2 separate regions of the Homo sapiens genome follow, and region 2 is linked to region 1. A link is a contact called in ENCODE Hi-C or POLR2A ChIA-PET data. All regions are on one chromosome and are shown on one strand. The core of a region is the stretch at or near the end of the contact, and the rest is flanking DNA. Distances in the headings are between cores, read along the strand shown.

Evidence for each region. Hi-C counts contacts between places; a loop is a spot of excess contacts on that map. ChIA-PET counts read pairs that join two places held with the same protein, here RNA polymerase II (POLR2A). Pooled maps may share reads with other maps.
Region 2: a map of CD8-positive, alpha-beta T cell shows a loop between it and region 1 (18-fold over the local background). The contact joins the promoter of GEMIN4 here to the promoter of VPS53 in region 1. A Hi-C loop is called at or near these places in 21 of 168 maps with a recorded cell type or tissue (B cell, CD14-positive monocyte, CD4-positive, alpha-beta T cell and 14 more), 36 of 37 single-sample maps with no recorded cell type and 34 of 50 pooled maps. POLR2A ChIA-PET finds 5 or more read pairs at or near these places in 25 of 52 experiments (A549, B cell, CD4-positive, alpha-beta T cell and 19 more).

The regions. Positions count from the first base shown.
Region 1 is chr17:709,571-716,088 of GRCh38, reverse strand. It overlaps VPS53 (VPS53 subunit of GARP complex), which reads left to right and starts at 1,250. Exons shown (of 22, transcript NM_001128159.3): 1 at 1,250-1,466; 2 at 5,476-5,556. The coding sequence starts at 1,380. RefSeq lists an enhancer at 709-778.
Region 2 is chr17:747,986-754,936 of GRCh38, reverse strand. GEMIN4 (gem nuclear organelle associated protein 4) reads left to right here and starts at 2,673. Exons shown (of 2, transcript NM_015721.3): 1 at 2,673-2,804; 2 at 6,905-6,951. The coding sequence starts at 2,795. It also overlaps the pseudogene DBIL5P. RefSeq lists silencers at 2,294-2,553, 2,734-3,153 and an enhancer at 3,334-3,393.

The DNA.
Region 1 (6,518 bases), core at 1-2,500:
TACTGCTCCTATTTTTTACTTTGAGCAACTCTGATAACAACAACAAAAAAAAGTTCAGTGGGGCCAACGCGTTTCCCTCCTGGAGTTTCCCGGTTCACCTGGTGGAGCGGGTCCTCCTTGGGCTGCAATTCCCTCCTTCTTTTCAGTGTCTGCAGGAAAGGTGGTTTCACAGGGTGATCGGTGATCTGGCTTATTTGTTCCTTTGTGGGGGTAAGGGCTGGGCACCTCACTATTTCCTGTATTACCAGCTTGAATTTACATCGCGCTGTTAATGTTTAATCCTCTCCACATCGACGCGGGGTAGTAATTTGTTCCAAGTCACACAACTTATCAATGGTGGACTATTCAGGACTTAGATCCCGGATATTCAACCTCAGTAAACGTCTCCCCAGCTCCAGGGCGCTGCGTCATCTGGCTTTAAAAAAACGTTTCTGGCCGGGCGCAGTAGCTCACGCCTGTCATCCCAGCACTTTGGGAGGCCGAGGCGGGCGGATCACGAGGTCAAGAGTTCGAGACCAGCCTGGCCAACATGGTGAAACCTCGTCTCCACTAAAAATACAAAAATTAGCTGGGCGTGGTGGCGGGCGCCTGTAATCCCAGCTACTCGGGAGGCTGAGACAGGAGAATCGCTTGAACCCAGCAGGCGGGGTTGCAGTGAGCCGAGATCGCGCCGTTGCACTCCAGCCTGGGCAACAAGTAAGACTCCGTCTCAAAAAAAAAAAAAAAAAAAAAAAAGACGTTTCTCCCCATAAGGAGGCTGCAGTCACCTCGAAAAGCTTCTGCGCAGAGCCCGGCGCACGGGGAATTTCTATCGAGTGGGCACTGTCCCGTCCTACGAATGTCCTTGGCGACATCGCCACTCGCCAGCTGGGATCACGTCGCCCCCGTGGCCGGGGACACCCGCTGCCACTGACCGAGGGGGCCCCGGGAGCTGAGAGGTCGCCGCTGCGCTGCCCGCGGAGGCTGTGGGCTGCGGTTGGCGACGCCGCAGGGCTGACTTTCATCCGGGCGTCCTGCTGGAGGCCAGACCCTACCCCAACCTCGGGGTCCTCAGTGCGGGGCGCGCCTTGGGGAGGGAAGAGGCCCCGCCCATCCTAAGGACGCGCTGAGGCCACGCGGGGCCGCCGGGATACTGCGTTGCCCGGGAGACACCTGACGTGACAGGAACGCCGCCAGTCTCAGTCCGCCGTGATCCCACAGTTCCCCGGTCCCGGAAGTGCCCTGGCCTGCCGGAAGTGCCGGAGCGGCTGACAGAGCGGCTGACGGAGCCGGGCTCACCAGGTCGCTGCCGCGAGGGAGTTGCTGTGCTGGGGCCTGGGTGGCGGCTGGAGGCCTGAGTTGGGCTCGCGGCGGGGGTCGGCAGGGGGCCGGGTGGCGGAATGATGGAGGAGGAGGAACTGGAGTTCGTGGAGGAGCTGGAAGCCGTGCTGCAGCTCACGCCCGAGGTGCAGCTGGCCATCGAGCAGGTAAGCGTTCCGCCCCTCAGGAGGGGAAACGGGAGTGCGGGAGGGGAGACGGCAGCTCCGGGCGCTGGGGAGGCCGCGGCGGGTGGACGGAGGGCCGGGGGCTCGCGGCAGAAGGGAAAGTGGAGGTGGGGAGGTGGTGCGGGTGAGAAGCGGTTTCTGAATCAGAAGGAAAGGAAAGAGAACCCTTTCTAGGCTTTGATTGTCTTTGGCGAGGGCTGGGGGTTCTGGTGGTTTTGGGGAAAGGAATTGTGCGCTTAGAGAGGACGACGCTAGGAGAATGCAGGCCTTGGGTGCCATCCTCAGATTCTGGGGACTGTGGGGGCTTCATGCATTTACCAGACTCGTGCCAACGCCCCGGTTTTGCAAGCTGGCACCTCGTGAGTGGCTTGGAACTGGGGGAAGGGAATGACTTTAATTTCTGAAGCGGACGGCAGAGAAGAGAGAAAGTGTTGAAAAATGACATCGTTACCATTCTTAAAAGGTTGAGAATTCCTACCGTTGAATAGTTTGGGTGAGGTTGGAGAATACTCCCAAGGGGCCTCTTTTCCCTTCAGGAACTTTTTTTTTTTTTTTTTTTTGAGACGGATTCTCGCTCTGTCGCCCGGGCTGGAGTGCAACGGCACGATCTCGGCTCACTGCGACCTCCGCCTCCCGAGTTCAAGCGATTCTCCTGTCTCAGCCTCCTGAGTAGCTGTGATTACAGGCGCACGCCACCACACCCGGCTAATTTTTTTTTTTTTTTGGGGTAAAGACGGGGGTTTCACCGTTTTGGCCAGGATGGTCTCGAACTCCTGAGCTCAAGTAACCCGCCCGCCTTGGCCTCCCAAAGTGCTGGGATTACAGGCGTGAGCCACCACGCGCGGCCCTGCCTGCAGGAACTCTTGCCTTTGCAAGTTTATTGAGTTTTTAAGGCTAATGATATTAGAAATAGTGATTTTTTTCTTTTCTTTTTTTCTTTTTTTTTGTTTTCTGAGACGGAGTCTCGCTCTTTCGCCCAGGTTGGAGTGTAGGGGTGCCATCTCGGCTCACTGCAACCTCCGCTTCCAGGTTCAAGTGATTCTCCTGCCTCAGCCTCCTGAGTAGCTGGGACTACAGGCAACCGCTACCATGCCTAGCTAATTTTTGTATTTTTAGTAGAGACCGGGTTTCACCATGTTGGCCAGGCTGGTCTTGAACTCCTGACCTCAGGCTATCCGCCCGCCTCGGCCTCCCAAAGTGCTGGGATTACAGGTGTGAGCCACTGCACCCGGTCAGAAATAGTGATTTCTAATACTGCAGGGTATTGCTCCTGATAAACGGAGAAAATCTCCCTTAAAGGAATTGTCATGAAGTTATATGATTTAAGAAAGGGATTTATGATTGAGGAAATGGACAATTCCATTATGCCTTATTTAATGACCCCTGGGAAACTTTTTTTTTTTGAGATAGGGTCTTGCTCTGTTGTCCAGGCTGGAGTACAGTGGCATAATCGTAGCTCACTGCAGCCTCGAACTCCTGGGGCTCAAGTGATAACCCTGCCTCAGCCTCCCGAGTAGCTGGGACTACAGGTGCATTCATTGACGCTTCGATGTGTGTTTTTCCAGTAGTGGTTGGATTACTTATACAACCAACTTTGTCCTAGCCTGAGAACGCCAAACCATTGGGCAGGAAGCTTTTAGTGTTCCGGCCACACGGCTCCACCACTTACCTCCTTTTGCCAGAAAAAGACATAACATTTCTGTTGCTCTTTGGACTAGTGGGCTCTCATGGAAGAAAAGAATAATGCAGTCAGTTACTGTTTGGTTGACAGGTATCAGAAAAGCACATTTTTGCTATTTCTTTTGTTTGTTTCAACAGCTTTTGGGGTACAGGTGGTTTTTGATTACATGGATGAATTACATAGCGGTGAATTCTGACATTTTTCCTATTTTGTAAGAATAAGTTTGAGTGATAGTATAGCAGACATCTTTATGTCAAGCAGAATTCAGACATCATTATGTCAAGATGAATTCAGAATTTTTTCTTACTTTAGCACTCTGAATGAAATTCTGTAGTAGCATACTTGTAAAGAGTAGTGATGTGTGAGGAGTCAGGAAGGGTTGATAAAATGGAATCACATTTTACTCCAAGATGAAGTCCCAGAGTCATTGCATAAGGTGAAAATTGGCTGGGCTCGGTGGCTCACACCTGTAATCCCAGCACTTTGGGAGGCCAGGGCGGGTGGATCACGATGTCAGGAGTTCAAGACCAGCCTGGCCAACATGGTGAAACCCCGTCTCTCCTAAAAATACAAAAATTTAGCTGGGCATGGTGGCAGGTGCCCGTAATCTCAGCTACTCGGGAGGTTGAGGCAAAGAACTGCTTGAACCCGGGAGGCAGAGGTTGCAGTGAGCTGAGATGGTGCCACTGCCTTCCAGCCTGAGCGACAGAGTGAGACTCCATCTCGAAAAAAAAAAAAAAAAAAAAGGCGAAAGTCACTCTAGACATGAAAATCACTCTGCCCTGAAGTTCTTTAAATTGCCCATGAAGGCCGGGTGTGGAGGCTCACGCCTGTAATCCCAGCACTTTGGGAGGCCGAGGCGGGTGGATCACAAGTTCAGGAGATTGAGACCATCCTGGCCAACACGGTGAAACCCCTTCTCTACTAAAAACACAAAAAATAAGCCGGGTATGGTGGCGAGCGCCTGTAGTCCCACCTTCTCAAGAGGCTGAGACAGGAGAATGGCATGAACCTGGGAGGTGGAGCTTGTAGTGAACCAAGATCGCGCTACTGCACTCCAGCCTGGGTGACAGCGCGAGACTCCGTGTCAAAAAAAAAAAAAAAAATTGCCCATGAAGTACCACGTATGCATCTCTGATAAGTCTAGGGCTGTTAGTTTTTTTCCTCCATCATTGGAACCAGTCATTCTTTTTTCAGCTGGCTTTTGTTAGGAGCCTTGTTACATGAAAACAATTTAAAACCTAGGACAGCACTAAAACCTAGGAGTCGTGAGAGGAATACAGAAACTGAGAGCAACTTGAGGAAATAGTTTGTATCTCTTGTATCCTGCTCTCTGTGGGTTATACTTTCCCTCTGGTGAGCACGTATCATTGAGACTGTGTAAATAACCTGTGTATATGTGCATTATGGAAACAGCAATGCTGAACATTTTAAAAAGAAAACATCTTCACTTTCTTCTCATCCACCTCCTCTTGATGTGGTAGAAGGCTTCAGCTTTTCTAACAGTTGTCTTGAAGATATTTTGATTTTTTGACTCTATATTTCTTTGGAAGGCTTCTTCAGAGATGAAGTTGCTTCCCACAGTTGTAACTCTATCAAGCTGGGTGAGACCCAGTGTCCAGTGGATAATTTGGCTGCTTGTATCATCCACCTTGTTGCGTGTTCTTCAGGTTGTTAGGGAGTTAGCTGTATGTCTTAGAGGTGGACTGTTTTTGAGAGAGGATCTCACTCTGTCGCCCAGGCTGGAGTTCAGTGATAGAATCTCGGCTCACTGCAACCTCAACCTCCTGGGCTCTGGTGATCCTCCCATCTCAGCCTCCCACGTAGCTGGGACTATGACAGGCATGTGCCATGGCACCCAGCTAATTTTTTTTTGTAGAGATGTGGTTTCACCATGTTGCCCAGGCCAGTCTCCAACTCCTGAGCTCAAGCGATCCGCGCAGCCTTATTTTAATTAATTAATTAATTAATTTAATTTTGAGACAGAGTCTTGCTCTTTCGCCCAGACTGGAGTGTAGTGGTGTGATCTCGGCTCACTGTAACCTCCGCCTCCCGGGTTCAAGCAATTCTCCTGCCTCAGCCTCCTGAGTAGTTGGGATTACAGGTGTGCGCCAACACCACACCCAGCCAAGTTTTTATTTTTAGTAGAGACCTGACCTCAGGTGATCCATCTGCTTTGGCCTCCCAAAGTGCTGTGATTACAGGCATGAGCCACCGTGCCCGGCCCTTTCCTTTTAATTGACAAATTAAAATTATATATATTTACGGTATACTACATGTTTTTATATATACTCCTCTCTTTCTATATAGGTGTTTCCAAGCCAGGACCCTCTAGATCGAGCAGATTTCAATGCTGTTGAGTATATCAATACCCTGTTCCCAACCGAGCAAGTAAGTAGAGTTTCAGGTTTCCTTCCTTTCAGCAGCTTTTGGCACATCTTGGGTGTTATGCTTCGTGTGTTACACTAGATCATCTACGGGCCCTTGATACACAAGGGAGAGTTAAATTCAAATCAAACTCCATCATCACCAGCTGGGGCAGTGAGCTACACTGTGTTGGAATGGAATTCATTGTATAGTGAACATATTATTAATAATTGTACTCTTAGGTTGTGAGAGTCCTCCCAAATTTTCTGCTGTAAATTGAAAGTGGAAAGGATTTTTATAATGTAGTAGGGACAAGTGGGGGTGAGGCAGGCAGGATAAGCCCAGAATCATAAAGCCACTTTCACCTCTATTTCAAGATGTAAATTTTTATTTCTATTTATTAGTTTTTTTGAGACGGAGTTTTGCTGTTGTCGTTCAGGCTGGAGTGCAATGGCGCGGTCTCGGCTCACTGCAACGTCTGCCTCCTGGGTTCAGGCGATTCTTCTGCCTCAGCCTCCTGAGTAGCTGGCACTATAGGTACCCACCATCACGCCTGGCTAATTTTTGTGATTTTAGTAGAGACGGGGTTTCAGCATGTTGGCCAGGCTGGTCTCAAACTCCTGACCTCGTGATCCACCTGCCTTGGCCCCCTAAAGTGCTGGGATTACAGGCGTGAGCCACTGCGCCCGGCCTCAAGATACAGATTTTTAGACTTCACGTTTTATTATTTTTTGTCCGGTGATTTTCCTGTGGAGATGGATTTTCTTACAAAATTGGTTTTTGGGTGTTTGGGTGAGAAGTAGACCAGAACTGGAAGTAGCAGAGTTGGGAGAAGGGCAGTGAGAGTCCCGCTTCGTTTCCATTTTTTCAGTCAGCAGTTGTTCAGTAGGTGCCTGTCATGTGTTGTCAGTCACTGTGCTAGGTGCTGAGGGTGCAGAGATGATAAGGTCCAGTCCATGCCCTTGAGGTGTGCAGGATCAAGTGGT
Region 2 (6,951 bases), core at 1,424-3,923, 37 kb before region 1:
CTTCTTAAGCAAATACAAATAGATAAATCCTTATTTTCTGTTTTTTTTTTTAAAACTTTATTTTACTGTTACTTTCTGCTGTCCTAATTATGGCACATTTTTACTTTCTAGGTTCTGTGATTTACAGAGTGGTCTGGCTATGTGGACAGCTTCTAAATTGTCACCACATTTTGGAGCAAGATGTATTATTTTTACAATTAATTTACATTTAACATGAATCATGATCCTAAGTGCATCAGAATGTCTTCATAACATTCGCCAAAGAAGAGAGGGCAGCACTGCTGTTCTACAGTGTGGCTCTCACCTGGTCCACAGTTACCAGAAATAGTTCTTTCGTTGCTGTGATGTCCTGGGTGGGCTTCATTCTTTAGTAATGTACTTTGTCTACAGCAACTTCCTGCAACTATGTGAACAGATCTTGAAGACACACAGTGAGGTTTGGTTTCCTTTGTCCTCTTAAGTCTTTATGGTTGTTGCTTCTATTGTTTATTGGTCCCAGTGAGAACTGCAGCTGACCTGATGTCATGATCTGTGAAGATAGTTTCTATTAAAGAAGAAGTACCAGGAAATCCCATATGCCACCGTAGACCTGCCTTTCTGGATACCATTTACTACTCCATACTCCAGCCGCCATGCACAATGGTTGTGTATGAGGCTCCTGTGATCATTAACAGGAGTAGAAGCTGGGCTCAGACACTCTGGCACTTGCATAGGTCAAGGGGTGTGTTGTGCTCTTGCAACAAATCCCACATAGACATCCATATGCATATTGTCCCACCGTCCCCTAAGCAGAAACCAGGGTTAAGTACAGAATAGTCCCGGGAACATTTTGGTTGCCCGGCCTTAGGTGAGCCTTTCTGGGGCTGGGATTTTGACACCATCTGCTCCATTGTTTCTAAACTGCTGTGTTCTGGCGCATCAATTGTTTCATCACATTATCATCACGGAAAGCTTGGTCTCCCTCAAAACATGAACCGGGTAGGCCCTGTGTTCCAGTGGGGGCTTTTGGACTTGACTTTAGTGTTTAGGAGGACAGAGTCCCTCTCCCCTCTGTGGTGCTGGGGTATTAGTAAATCAGCCTTGAAGAGATAAGGGGCTGGGGCCTCAACCTCCCAAGAGGCTGTCACTGGAGAATGGTCTCCTGCCCTCAGATCTTGGGCATTTCCACAGCACACTGTCCCCCTCGTCCTTCCAAATACCTACATACGCTCTTGTAATAGGAGAGCTGGGAACTCCACCCAAAACCATACAAAAAGTTAGTCTGTGTATTTGGACGCCTCCCCAGCACTCAGTCACCGAGTTTCTCCTTTCCAACAGCAGTCACTCTCATGCAGTTTAAGTGATTTATTGATGTCTCGGCTAAGCTTGCGACAGTTTCAGGACATTTCAGCCATCAAGGTCTAAGAAGCCCTTTCCATTCCCGAGGAGCCCTCAGCCAGCCTCCTTCTTCCTCATCTCCTCACTCTGGCCGCGTAGCCCCTCATGGCGTCCATCTTGGACGCCCCTTTGTTCGCGCTCCACGCCCCCCACTTCCTTCTTCGTCAGCTCCTCCACTTTGGCCGCGTAGCCCCTCATGGCGTCCATCTTGGACGCCCCTTTGTTCGCGCTCCACGCCCCCCACTTCCTTCTTCGTCAGCTCCTCCACTTTGGCCGCGTAGCCCCTCATGGCGTCCATCTTGGACGCCCCTTTGTTCGCGCTCCACGCCCCCCACTTCCTTCTTCGTCAGCTCCTCCACTTTGGCCGCGTAGCCCCTCATGGCGTCCATCTTGCACGCCCCTTTGTTCGCGCTCCACGCCCCCCACTTCCTTCTTCGTCAGCTCCTCCACTTTGGCCGCGTAGCCCCTCATGGCGTCCATCTTGGACGCCCCTTTTTTCGCGCTCCAAGCCTCCCACTTGGCCCTGGCTCTCACGTCTGAGGCCGGAGGGCCGGGGATGTCGCAGTCGCCCTGGGTGGCCTGTTTGTACAAGCCGTAGACCAGCAGCTTCTCCTGATCGCTCACGGGACCCTTCAGCTGCTTGAGGGCCGCGCAGCTCGAACTCCACTTGGCACATGGGGTGGTGGAGGCGGTCCCTGGTGCTAGAAGCTGGAGGTGGAGAGTTGGAGTGGCTGTTACTACTCGATCTCAGGGGGAGGAGACAGGCACGCGATGTTTGTGTTTTGTCAAGCACAGATTGCAAGCTCGGGGTCCAGCGTAAACCCCACCATGTTTGGGCTCACACGGCGCATTTTCTGGGGAGGACCAGCCGTCAAAAAGCGTCTAGGATCCGGAACGCTGCTGTCTGGAGGGGGCGGCGCGGCAGGAGCGCGTTGAGGGACTGTATGTGGCGCGAGCTGGGCGGGTGGGAGTGGAAGCCTCGCGTGGTGCGGCCGCGCTGGGTGGTGGGCGTCCCGGGGGAGGCGCTCGGTGGGGGTGAACTGTGTGCGGGGCACGCCCGGGGTTACCGGGTGAGGGTGAATGCGGGGCCGGGGAATCATGAGCCCGACCCGCTGGGACCCCGGAAGAGGGGCCGGGCAGGGGACGGTGCGGAGGGGTCTAGTGAGCGACGTCCGGGTACCTGAGGGCTGGTGGGAGGGCTCTGCCGGAAGGCGGCGCTGTGCGCTTGGCGCGCTCGTTCGTGAGGACTGCGCGTGCGCGGCGGAGGCTGTGGGCGGGGCCGGGCGGAGGTTGTGAGCAGGCCTAAGCGCGGCCGCCGTGGCTCCTGCGTCTCCCATCGTGCCGTGCGTCCCGCGCCGCGTTCGAGTTCTCGGAGGGGAGGGGGCGTTAGCCCCGCGCAGCCGCCGGCGTCGCCGCCATGGACCTAGGTGGGTGCCGCGGCTCCCCGGCCCCGGGCTGCGTCCAGCAATGCGCCACCAGAGCGGTGCTGCCCCGTCGCGTCTCCTCCTGTCGCGCACGCTCGCGCGGGCCCGGACCGAAACGTCCCCCGCGTCGGGGCGGGTCTAGGGGTCCCGGGGTGGCCTTGGCGGGGGGTGGTCCGGGTCCCGCCGCGCGTTGGGCCGCGTCTTGCCGCCTCCGGCCCCCTGCGCTTGAAAACACGGAGCAGACGTGAAGTTAGAGCCCTTGGAAGCGCCCGGGGCTCGCGCACGTGCTTTGGGAAACGGGCTCCCTCCGAGCACCCCTGGGCGCCCCGACGGCCTCATTTCCTGAACGGCAGCTGCGTTCTTGAGCAAGTGTCTTAACGCTCCAAGTGTCTTACGCTCATGACGTTTCCTCATCGACAGAGCGGGGAGAATGGAAGTGTGTCTCCCCACTGAGTTTTGGGCGACTTTGCATTGAGATCGCCGAGGTACAGTGTCCCTTGTGGGGTTGCGCGGGTCACACCCGCGGTGGGGGCGGCTGCGCTCCTGAGGTATCACTTTGTGAACCTGCGTGCGTCCGGATTCAGAATCTTACAGGCAAGGTCTGGGAGGGAGCCCATAGGAACTAGATGCTCCCTGCTAAATCTTGGCACACGCTGCTAAGACCAGGAGGCTGTTCTGGGAGAGCTGGGGGTGAGGCACCCCGAGATGTGTCAGCAGTAGTAGGCTGGGGGGAAATGGTCTGGTCCCCGCCCCCAGACAGCTTTTCAGGAGCGGAATGGCAGAGCTCTAAGGGCTTGGAGCCCCTCAGCCGTAATTGCTTCCCAGCCCCACCACATTCAGGCTGGGACACCCTCAGCAAATCGTTTCTGCGCCTCAGTGTCCTTATCTCTAGAGCAGGAATACTAGTCCTCAAAAGGTGATTGTGAATAGAAGAGATCTTACCTGTGTACCACCTAGCACAGTGTCTGGCATGGAGTAGGTGCTTAATAAACCTAAGAAGCGGGCTGTGGCAAGCACTAGTTAACCATCCATGATAGAGTACCGGAGTATTTTCCAGCTAGTAACCGCCCTGGGACTTACTACTTCAAACTGTGCGTACTTAATGCGCCTGGAAGGCAGGTGTTTAGGGCCAAACATCTGCTCAACTAAGCCAATAATGCAATAAAATTAAATTTACAGCGTCAGGAGGGACTATATTTTGGGACCCTGGGAGAGCCTCCTGAGCCAGAAAGAAGGGCGGTAACCCCCAGGGAGGTCCCCTTCGCAGCGTAACCCTCCCTGGGAGTCGGTCTCAGCCACTGTGAGATGAGATGGATTGCCTCCACAAGTGGGTTACATAGTGCTGAGCCCTTGGCCTGCTGCCGCTCCCATAAATGGTGGGAGGGGTAAGATGGTCCTTAGTCTCCTGGAGTCAGTGTTTTCTCTGCTGGTGTCTGGCCTGTGAAAATGGGGAATATGAGCTCTTGGGGGCATGACAGACTGAGGAAGGAGTAGCATCTCTCACTCCTGGGAAAGGGGAGATGACTCAGGAATGAGGAATAGGGAGCAGTGTTTGCACCCTCGTTTTAGTTTCTGGGCCAAAGGAAACATACCTGATAAAGACCTACATCCTTTGATGTTTCTGAGCTGGGGGAGGCAAAGAATAGTGACAAGATTCTGGTCTTGCCAACCATGAAAAGGTTTGGGGAAACCAACATTTACTGAGCACCTAATTAGACTCTGTAACTGGATTCTTACTGTAGCTCTATCTCATTTATCCATCATAGCGTCCCGGGGAGATGGGGTCAGGAGATAGCAGTGCCAACCCACTAGCAAGGGCTTGACTGGTATATATCACATGATCCCCAAAGGCATAACATGAAGTCTGTATTATCCCCACATATGCAGAAGGAAGGCTTGGAGAAGCAATCTGACCAAGATCACATCCCTTTTTTTTTTTCGGAGATGGAGGGGGAGTCTCACTGTGTTACCCCAGCTAGTCTTGAACTCCTGGCCTCAGGGATCCACCTGCCTCAGCCCCCCAAGTAGCTGGGATTACAAGTGCTAGCCACTGAACCTGGCCAGAATCACATCATTTTTAAATGGCTGAACTAGGATTTAAACCCATGTCTGATTAAACATCCCAAGATGTTTTCCATGGTAAGTCTGTGTCAATCGTTAGTTCCCTGAAGGAAGGCTTAATCTAGCACAGTATTTTCTGTATCTACTCCCTGGTTTCTCCCACAGAGCTAGGGCCATGAGTACCTTGTTTTTGACTGGAAGGAGCTGTGGGGTGGACCGTTTCCCTGAAAGCTAGAAGAATGTTTGAAGCCTGTTCCCAAGGCAAGTTTATAAAGAGTGAAGGCAGGGCTTGTCTGATTCCTTCTGTGCCCATTGCTCTGTGGCTATGTGATTGCTCTGTGCCCATTACCCTGTGGCTGTGTGACTGCTGCTGTGCCCGTTACCCTGTGGCTGCGTGATTGCTGCTGTGCCCATTACCCTGTGGCTGTGTGATTGCTCTGTGCCCATTATCCTGTGGCCGTGTGATCGCTCTGTGCCCATTACCCTGTAGCCGTGTGATTGCTGCTGTGCCCATTACCTTGTGGCTGTGTGATTGCTGCTGTGCCCATTATCCTGTGGCTGTGTGATTGCTCTGTGCCCATTATCCTGTGGCTGTGTGATTGCTCTGTGCCCATTATCCTGTAGCCGTGTGATTGCTTCTGTGCCCATTACCCTGTGGCTGTGTGATTGCTGCTGTGCCCATTATCCTGTGGCCGTGTGATTGCTGCTGTGCCCATTACCCTGTGGCCGTGTGATTGCTCTGTGCCCATTACCCTGTGGCCGTGTGACTGCTGCTGTGCCCATTACCCTGTGGCCGTGTGATTGCTGCTGTGCCCATTACCCTGTGGCCGTGTGATTGCTCTGTGCCCATTATCCTGTGGCCGTGTGATTGCTCTGTGCCCATTACCCTGTGGCCGTGTGATTGCTCTGTGCCCATTACCCTGTGGCCGTGTGATTGCTCTGTGCCCATTATCCTGTGGCCGTGTGATTGCTCTGTGCCCATTATCCTGTGGCCGTGTGATTGCTCTGTGCCCATTATCCTGTGGCCGTGTGATTGCTCTGTGCCCATTACCCTGTGGCCGTGTGATTGCTGCTGTGCCCATTACCCTGTGGCCGTGTGATTGCTCTGTGCCCATTATCCTGTGGCCGTGTGATTGCTCTGTGCCCATTATCCTGTGGCTGTGTGATTGCTCTGTGCCCATTATCCTGTAGCCGTGTGATTGCTTCTGTGCCCATTACCCTGTGGCTGTGTGATTGCTGCTGTGCCCATTATCCTGTGGCTGTGTGATTGCTGCTGTGCCCATTACCCTGTGGCTGTGTGATTGCTCTGTGCCCATTACCCTGTGGCTGTGTGATTGCTCTGTGCCCATTATCCTGTGGCCGTGTGATTGCTGCTGTGCCTGTTACCCTGTGGCTGTGTGATTGCTCTGTGCCCATTACCCTGTGGCTATGCTCCCTTCATCTGTCATGAGAAGCTCAGCTGTCATGTCCTGTGGTACATGCTCAGTGGCCCCTGTAGTTTGTACTGTCCTCCTATTTCTAAACCCCTCTCCCCACATCCTCTGCTGGCCCAGCCTTTGCTGGAGGGTCTCGCCTCAGCAGCCCAGCTTTTTCTTTTCACACACTTTTCCTGAAGGATCTCATTCACCGTCTTGGTTCCGGTGATCCCCTCTGGGCAGATACCTCTCAGAATCACATTTCCCAGCTTACTTCCCTCCTGAACTTCCACCTGGCATTTCCGTTGCTGGAGGACATCTGTACCTTGATGGCCAAAGCTGAACTCATCTTTCCTCACACCTGCTCTGATTCTCCTCCATTCCCTGTATGTGATGTCACCTGGTGGCCTCCCAGTTCCCAGGCTGGAGAGCTCGGAAGCCATTCTGGATTCCTCGGCCAAGTCCTTCTGACTCCAGCTGTGCAGTGGCTCTTGTAGTCATCCCTTCTCCCCGTCCGCTGATGTCCTTTAAAACCCTTGTCATCTCAAACCATGACAGCCTACTAACAGCAGTGGCCATCTGGAAACATTTTCACTATACTGTCTTATTTGGCTTGTCTGTGTGCAGGACCCTTGAACATCTGTGAAGAAATGACTATTCTGCATGGAGGCTTC